2 separate regions of the Homo sapiens genome follow, and region 1 is linked to region 2. A link is an interaction called in ENCODE POLR2A ChIA-PET data of the cell type or tissue named here. Cell type or tissue: HCT116. All regions are shown on one strand. Each heading gives the region's core, and the rest is flanking DNA. Links, peaks and the distances in the headings are about the cores only.

The links. ChIA-PET counts read pairs that join two places held together with the same protein. Peaks named below come from ENCODE experiments on the same cell type or tissue, not always from the same donor. Only the 100,000 strongest peaks of a DNase experiment are listed, where the experiment ranks them.
Region 1: POLR2A ChIA-PET joins it to region 2 with 7 read pairs; 2 of 35 experiments call an interaction of 5 or more read pairs at or near these places.

Annotation. Positions count from the first base shown.
Region 1 is chr10:12,313,068-12,317,433 of GRCh38, forward strand. No RefSeq gene overlaps it. Among named protein-coding and RNA genes, the nearest start is that of CAMK1D, 34 kb to the right of the region's middle. In HCT116, for the core only: no CTCF peak of the experiment used is centred there; no DNase peak of the experiment used is centred there.
Region 2 is chr10:12,446,700-12,451,092 of GRCh38, forward strand. All of the region lies in intron 1 of CAMK1D (calcium/calmodulin dependent protein kinase ID), which reads left to right. Among named protein-coding and RNA genes, the nearest start is that of CAMK1D, 99 kb to the left of the region's middle. RefSeq lists an enhancer at 1,707-2,906. In HCT116, for the core only: no CTCF peak of the experiment used is centred there; a DNase peak (open chromatin) is centred at 2,282; H3K4me3 peaks cover 1,047 bases; H3K27ac peaks cover 1,308 bases.

The sequences.
Region 1 (4,366 bases), core at 1-4,000, 130 kb before region 2:
TGCAGTCTCGCATCCTCGGCTCACTGCAACCTCTGCTTCCTGGGTTCAAGTGATTCTCCTGCCTCAACCTCTCGAGTAGCTGGGATTACAGGTGCCTGCCACCACACCTGTCTAATTTTTGTATTTTTAGTAGAGACGGGGTTTCACCATGTTGGCCAGGATGGTCTCGAACTCCTGACCTCAGGTGATACACCCGCCTCGGCCTCCCAAAGTGCTGGGATTACAGGCGTGAGCCACCACGCCTGGCCACCAGCGCTTGTTTTTAATGGGGGCATCTGATACTTGTTCCCATCAACAGGCCCCTCTCTCTCCTTCATCTCATTCTTATTTACCCATCTGCAGAAAAACACACAAAGCTGTCTCTCTAGCTCCAAGAAGACTTGGACGTGATGCGGCTTGCTTGGCACATATATCTTTTTTTTTTTTTTCTTTTTTTAACATTCTTTTGAGTTGTTCAAGATAGAGAAAAGAAATTACAGGCTGGGCACAGTGGCTCATGCCTATAATCCTAGAACTTTGGGAGGCTGAGGCAGGCGGATCACCTGAGGTCAGGAGTTTGAGACCAGCCTGGCCAACATGGCAAAACCCCATCTCTACTAAAAATACAAAAATCAGCCAGACATGGTGGTGGGCACCTGTAATCCCAGCTACTCAAGAGGCTGAGGCGGGAGAATCGCTTGAACTGGGGAGGTGGAAGCTGCAGTGAGCTGAGATCATGCCATTGCACTCCAGCCTGGGTGACAAAGCGAGACTCCATCTCAAAAAAAAAAAAAAGAAAAGAAAAGAAAAAGAAATTACACACATGTTCAGGCCATGTAAAAATTTCCAAATGGCTAAGATCATGACCTGATATTGACTATTATTTAGCCTAGGGCGTGGTCTAGGCTGTCTTTGACAAGAATGAAGACATGTGAAAGACAGCCTAGACCAGTGTCATTCATTCATGCACGCATTCATTCAACAAGCCTGTGCTGATTGATGGTCATGTGCCATTCACTGATGGTGAGGTGGACCGACTTGCCTCTTCCTAAGAGGATGAACACTTCTAGTTGTTTTCTAGTGATGGCGGTGGGTTTTCTTGACGCACAGCTTGCCTAGAGATTGCTTGTGAACCAGGATACTCATTTCCCAAGGATAACTGAGTAAGGAAAGCAAGGAAGACTGTTAGAGTAGAAGGACAGTCAACCACCCAGGCCTCCTGGCCACCATGTTCTGATCAGTTAGGCTGTTGCACTCAGCTATGATGTGGCTTGTGCTGATGGCAAAGGCTCCAAGTCAAGCTGATTTGCAAAGGTTTATACTTGGATGAAGCAGACTTCCCTAAGTCCTTGACAGTTGACCCCATACTGAGGGAGCTGCATTGGTGATAGGTACCTGCCACTACAGACCCTCTTTCTGGGAACATGAGCCCCAGTAGATGACATTCAGTGTGGACTCCATCGTTGATTCATGTGTCACTCCTAAAGAATAGAGTAAGTGGGCTGGGTGCGGTGGCTCATGCCTGTAATCCTAGCACTTTGGGAGGCCGAGCAGGCGGATCATGAGGTTAGGAGTTCGAGAATAGCCTGGCCAACATAGTGAAACTCTGTCTCTGCTAAAAATGCAAAAATTAGCTGGGCATGGTGGCATGCACCTATAGTCCCAGCTACTTGGGAGGCTGAGGCAGGAGAATCGCATGAACCCAGGAGGCAGAGGTTGCAGTGAGCTGAGATTGCGCCACTGCACTCCAGCCTGGGGGCAGAGTGAGACTCCATCTCAAAAAAAAAAAAAAAAAAAAAAAAAAAAGAAATTAACACACCCTTTCTCAATTAAAAAAAAAATAAATGAAACAAGCTTATGCTCAGATTTCACTACTGTTTTGTTTTGGTTTCTTCAATTTAGTAGTGTTTCATTTTAAAAACCAGACCACGCTTTTTATTTTGTTTGTTTGTTTTTTTTGCACCCAAGAAGAGGCCCAGAATTGCAAAATCCTTTTCTTAGATTTAGTCCAGACATATGTTTCTGAGAACATTTGCTTTTACATGAGTAATAAGTGGGACAAAAGAAATGAGAGAAATGAATGATCTATATTTTTACATGGAATAATGTATAAAAGTACACGTAAGGCTGGGCGCAGTGGCTCACGCCTGTAATCCCAGCGCTTTGGGAGGCCGAGGTGGGTAGATCATGAGGTCAAGAGATCGACACCATCCTGGCCAACATAGTGAAACCCCGTCTCTACTAAAAATACACAAATTAGTCAGGCATGGTGGCATGTGCCTGTAGTCCCAGCTGCTTTGGAGGCTGAGGCAGAATTGCTTGAACCCGGAGGCAGAGGTTGCAGCGAGCCAAGATTGCACTCCAGCCTGGTGACAGAGTGAGGTTCCGTCTCAAAAAAAAAAAATATATATAGTGTATGCATGAGGCCAGGTGCTGTGGCTTATGCCTGTAATCCCAGCATTTTGGGAGGCTGAGAGGGGTGGATCACTTGAGGCTAGGAGTTTGAGACCAGCCTGGGTAACATGGGGAAACCCTATCTCTACCAAAAAAAAAAAAAAAAAAAAAAATTAGGTGCGGTGGTGCATACCTGTAATCCCAGATACTTGAGAGGCTGAGGCATGAGAATGGCTTGAACCTGGGAGGCTGAGGTTGCAGTGGGCTGAGATCACACTGCTGCATTCCAGCCTGGGCAACAGAGTGAGACTCTGTCTCAAAAAAAAAAAAAAAGGTACATGCATACATGCATGAAAGATCTTTGAAACAATGAAAAGTTCTATAGGTGTATGTAAGATTACAGTAATTGAAGCAGTGTGTTATTGGTAAAAATAGTAGAATATGGATGAATAGAACACAGAAGACCACCATAAGCAGATCCCAGAACACGTAATAAGAGTTTATGATAAAGGCGTTTTACAAACCATTGCTAAAGGGATGAATTATTTAATTAATGATGGTAAGAGAATGAAATATCTGAGAGAGGTCTCAAGTTATGTTTACCTTCACCATCAGAGATCAAACCATGTCAAAATGAATTCAAGATGGATGAAGAGTAAGATGCAGTAACAAAACCATTAAAAAAAATCCAAAAGAAGATCTAAATGATCTCAGAGTCAAACAGGACATTGTAATTTATTATTTATTTATTTATTTTTCGAGATGGTGTCTTGCTCTGTCACCCAGGCTGGAGTGCAGTGGTGTGATCTTGGCCCACTGCAACCTCCACCTCCCAGATTCAAGCGATTCTCCTGCCTCAGCCTCCCCAGTAGCTGGGATTACAGGTGTGTGCCACCACACCCGGCTAATTTTTGTATTTTTAATAGAGACGGGGTTTCGCCATGTTGGCCAGGCTGGTCTTGAACTCCTGACCTCAGGCGATCCACCCGCCTCGGCCTCCCAAAGTGCTGGGATTACAGGCATGAGCCACCACGCCCGGCCTATTTATTTATTGAGACAGAGTCTCACTCTGTTGCCCAGGCTGGAGTGCAGTGGCCCCATCTCTGCTCACTGCAATCCCCGCCTCCTGGGTTCAAGCAAATTTCATGCTAATTTTTGTATTTTTGGTAGAGACGTGTTTCGAAATGTTGGTCAGGCTGGTCTCGAACTCTTGACCTCAAGTGATCTGTCTGCTTCAGCTTCCCAAAGTGTGAGATTACAGGCATGGGCCACCATGCTCGGCCTATGTAGACAATGTCATTTTAAAAAATGGAAGTAATTAAAAAGGGAAAGACCCATAGATTACATTATATAAAATGTAAAACATTTTTTGGTCAAAATATCATAAGCAAAATTAAAACACATATTACAACAAACACCAATGAAATATATTAAGAGCTTTAAAAATATAAAACAGCTGGGCGCGGTGGCTCATGCCTGTAATCCCAGCACTTTGGGAGGCTGAGGCGGGCGGATCACGAGGTCAGGAGATCGAGACCATCCTGGCTAACATGGTGAAACCCCGTCTCTACTAAAAGTACAAAAAATTAGCCGGGCGTGGTGGCGGGCGCCTGTAGTCCCAACTACTCAGGAGGCTGAGGCAGAAGAATGGCGTGAACCCGGGAGGTGGAGCTTGCAGCAAGCTGAGATCGCGCCACTGCACTCCAGCCTGGGGGACAGAGTGAGACTCCGTCTCAAAAAAAAAACAAAAACAAAAACAAACAAACAAACAACAACAACAAAATATATATATATATATATATATATATATATATATATATATATATATATATATGAAACAGGCCAGTGCAGTGGCTCACATTTGTAATCCCAGTGCTTTGGGAGGCCCAGGTAGGAGGATTGCTTGAGCCCAGAAGTTTGAGAACAGCCTGGGAAACATAGCAGCATCCTGTCTCTACAAAAAATGAAAAAATCATCAGATGTAGTGACACAT
Region 2 (4,393 bases), core at 250-4,249:
TATAAATCCTTTCTCTTTTTGCAGTTGGAGACTTTACAGCAAGCTCTATGCCGGTGATTCCCAAGCCCTTTGGAGTTAGAACTCTTTGTCCTTGTTGTTCTGGTTTGAGTCTACCCTTCCTTCCCTGCTGTCAGATACTGTGTGCTGTATCTTAGTTGGATGTTGACTTCCTTTGAGAATTCTTTGATCTTTTCTGAGAATTACATGAGATACCTTAAATTGGGCTAAATGTAGGGAAGGGATTTTGGAATAGAACTAGGGAGTGTCCCAACTGGCAGCTTCCCCAATTCATCCTAAGACATTTTGCCATGTCTAGGATGGGTTGTTTAAGACAACGTCTCCTTTTCTGGGATGTTCGAAACTCAGTGTTTGGGTCTAAGTTTTTTCCACTGTGTCTCTCTCTCTCTGTCTTTTTTTACTGAGTATATTCTTCTGCAGAATGGTCTGTATCTCGTGTTAGCTTCAGAAGGCACCACTTTCAAGAGGTAATTAAATTATAAAGATTTGTTCGAAGTCATTATCAATACTGGAGAAGTTAGCAAAGGTATTGGAAGGCCAACAACAATTTATTTCCCATGTCACTCTTTCTGCAGAAACTCACCTAGAGTCCTTAAAGGGAATAACTGGTAACTTTCTGATATATCATGATGAGAGGCCTCTGCTGGCCACTGGGCAGCCTTCAGATAGTTTTTTCCTTTTTTAAAATGTTTAAATTTTTAGGGCTAGGTGTGGTGGCTCATGCCTGTAATCCCAACACTTTGGGAAGCTGAGACAGAAAGATTGCTTGAGGCCAAGAGTTTGAGAACAGCCTGGGCTACATAGCAAGACCCCGTCTCTCCAAAAAATTAAGAAATTAGCTGAGTGTAGTTGTGTGCACCTGGGGTCCCAACTACTCAAAAGAGTGAGGTGGGAGGATTGCCTGAGCCTGAGAGGTTGGGACTGAAGTAAGCCAAGATTGTGCCACAGCATTCCAGCCTTGGTGATAGAGTGAGATCCTATTTCAAAAAAAAATATTGATTTTAAGTTAATTTTGTAGTTCACTGTAGTCTTGAACTCTTGGACTCAAGTGATCCTCCTGCCTCAGCCTCCTGAGTAACGAGGACTACAGGTATGTATCACCATGCTTGGCTGATTTATTTTTTTTACTTATTTTTATTATTATTATTTTTTGAGATGGAGTTTCGCTCTTGTTGCCCAGGCTAGGGTGCAATGGCACAATCTCGGCTCACTGAAACCTCTGCCTTTGGATTCAAGTGATTGTCCTGCCTCAGCCTCCCAAGTATTTGGGATTACAGGTGTGTGCCACTACACCTGGCTAATTTTTTTCTGTTTTTAGTAGAGACAGGGTTTCACCATGTTGGTCAGGCTAGTCTCGAACTCCTGACCTTAAGTGATCCTCCTGCCTTGGCCTCCCAAAGTGTTGGGATTACAGGCATGAGCCACGACTCCTGGACTTTTTTACTTACTTTTACTTTTTGTATTTTTATTTTTACTTATTTTTATTTATTTATTTTTTTGTTTCTCTATATTGCCCAGGCTGATCTTGAACTCCTGGCCTCAAGTGATCCTCCTGCCTTGGCCTCCCAAAGTGTTGGGATTACAAGCGTGAGCCACGATGCCTGGATTTTTTACTTATTTTTACTTTTTGTATTTTTATTTTTGCTTATTTTAATTTTTATTTTTTTTTTGTTTCTCTATATTGCCCAGGCTGATCTTGAACTCCTGGCCTCAAGTGATCCTCCTGCCTCAGCCTCCCAAAGTTGCTGAGATTACAGGTATGGGCCACCATGCCTGGCCCACAGAGTTCTCTGGAGGAGAAACTGTAGAGCCGTGTGGATTCTTGCCTGGGTTTGTTTAGAGATACTACGGACTTCTTGCCTAGGTTTGTTTGGAGAAGAGTCAAGCAGTACTTGAGTGATTTGAATTTTTGTTGAGAAAAACAAAGTGAAAAACATTTTTTCGACATCAGATATGTTGTTTTAGCCTCTGTGGCAGATTTTATTTTTCTCTTTTACTTTTTGTTTTTATCCTTTTGTACTATTTTTAAAGAAAGGAATGAGAAGAAATTATCCCCGGACCATTCCTCCCGGTGAAAAACATGAAATGTGACTATCCGGAAATGGAGTGTGATCACAGGGGCACGTACGGCTGAGTCATCCAAAACGCTGACTGTCGTGTAGGGCTCCGTGGTTTTGGTGGTTTTCTTAACTTCTCTGTGCCCTGGTTACTTCATCAATGTGATGGAGATAATAATCTCATCGGATGTTGTGATTTACTGAGATCATTCTTGTAAACACTTAGAATAGTTCCTGGTACACAGCAAGCGGTTTGTGATTGTTATTGTATGATTCTATCCAGATTCTATTACGTCATGTTACTATGTTATGAAAGATTCCAGTTCCTTGGTGCACTGATGTGGTCTTTGAAACTCAGAACAAATGTTACCTGGGCCGATGTTACATGAGTATTTGGCCATTAAAATCAGATAAAGAGGCCAACCTAGCAAGTTACTCTCATTGAAGTGTGGCTTGTCTGCCATCCTCATTGGGAGCACGTAGAACCTCCCCAAGCTGAGTGGGCAGGGTCCGTGTGGCTGTGTGAAGGGCCCCGTCGTCTTGTGTAGCTGCTCCCGTGTTGAGAGTATAGCATGTTGAAAACAGCCTTGGCAGGAACCACGCTTGCTGTTAACCAGCTCGTCCACTAACCAGCTGTGTATACCCTAGGTCAGGCCAGCTGTTTAAAAAAAAAAAAAGTGAAGATATTTGCTAAGAGAGTAGATCTCAAGTGCCATCATCACACGCACACAAGGGGTGATGATGGCAGTTGATAGGTATGTTAGCTTGATCATGGTGATCATTTTATGATGTATACATATATCAAAACATCATGTTACGATGTATACATATATCAAAACATCATGTTACGATGTATACATATATCAAAACATCATGTTGTATACCTAAATATATACCATTTTTATTTGTCAGTCATACCTCAGTAAAGCTTAAAAAAAGACACATGTTGGCCGGGCGTGGTGGCCCACGCCTATAATCATTTGGGAGGCCTAGGTGGGTGGATCACTGGAGGTTAGGAATTTGAGATTAGCCTGGCCAACATGGCGAAACCCCACCTCTACTAAAAATATAGAAATTATCTGGGCATGGTGGCAGGCGCCTGTAATCCCAGCTAACTGGGAGGCTGAGGTGGGAGAATCGCTTGACTTGGGAGGCAGAGGTTGCAGTGAGCCGAGATTACACCACTGTACTCCAGCCTGGGCGACAGAGCGAGACTCCATCTCAAAAAAAATACACACGTATATAAAAAAAGTAAATTGGAGACATCTTGATGTTACACCCATACTAACAGTAGTGTCAATCTCTGTTCCTTCACCCAAGGAAGGAAAGAAGGAAGGAAGGGAGGGAGGGTGGGGAGAGAGAGAAAGAAGGAAGGAGGGAAGGAAAAAGGGAAAGAAGGAAGGAAGGAAGAAGGAAGTTTCCCTATGTAATTAAAATAGCATTATCACAACTAATACAATTAATACTAATTTCTTAATATCCAGTTTGTATTCCAGTTTCCCCAGTTACATTTGGGTTATATACTGAGTTTACAGCTCCACAGTCTCTTCGTGTGGGGAATGAGGAGGTGGAACTAACTCCATGAGCTCTCAGGTTTATATAAGCGTGAAAGTTTTATGTTTAATACCATTAGGAAGAGCCGTTGTGATTTTGTTAATTTCTTGTTCTTAAAGAAGGATCGAAGCTTTAGAGACATAAACGTGGCTCTCTAGCCAGGTGAAATGGAAATCTGGAAGTTATTTGGTTAAGAGAATAAATAGGGATGGGTTAGTGGTGTCTCCAGCTGGGCTTGGCTTGTAGATTGGGCAGCTCACACATGGACAGTGGTTTGATGACTTGTGTACTGGCCAGAGAGAAGGAGGCTGTGTCCTGGTCTGAGACCCAGCAGGTTTGAGGTCTTGTATTTTCTAGTCTCCATAAATGTTCCCAATGCCATTTCGAGTTACAGTGAGGACTTGGACAGCCCTTTGCATTTAGTTTTGTTTTGTTATTTGAGACTCTGGTGTTTTCTTCAAGGAGGCTAAATGCTGGGTCTATTGGGTTACCTGTCTAAGGAAACTCCCATTGTTCCAGAATAAAAGAAGGATGAAAAACTCATGCTTTGACTGCCTGGCGGCTATCAGGTGCTGCTGGCCCCAGAGGTTATGAGCCAACTGGCATGTCCTGCGCCTCATGCAGGCTCCCACTGTGAGAACCAGCTTTGAAGACCTCCCACCTAGACCTGCCCGCCATGTAAGAGGTGCGGTGCTGGGTGTCTGCCATGGGCCGGGGAGTGAGGAGAACCATTCTTTCCCACATGAGCTCTGAACCAATTGAGA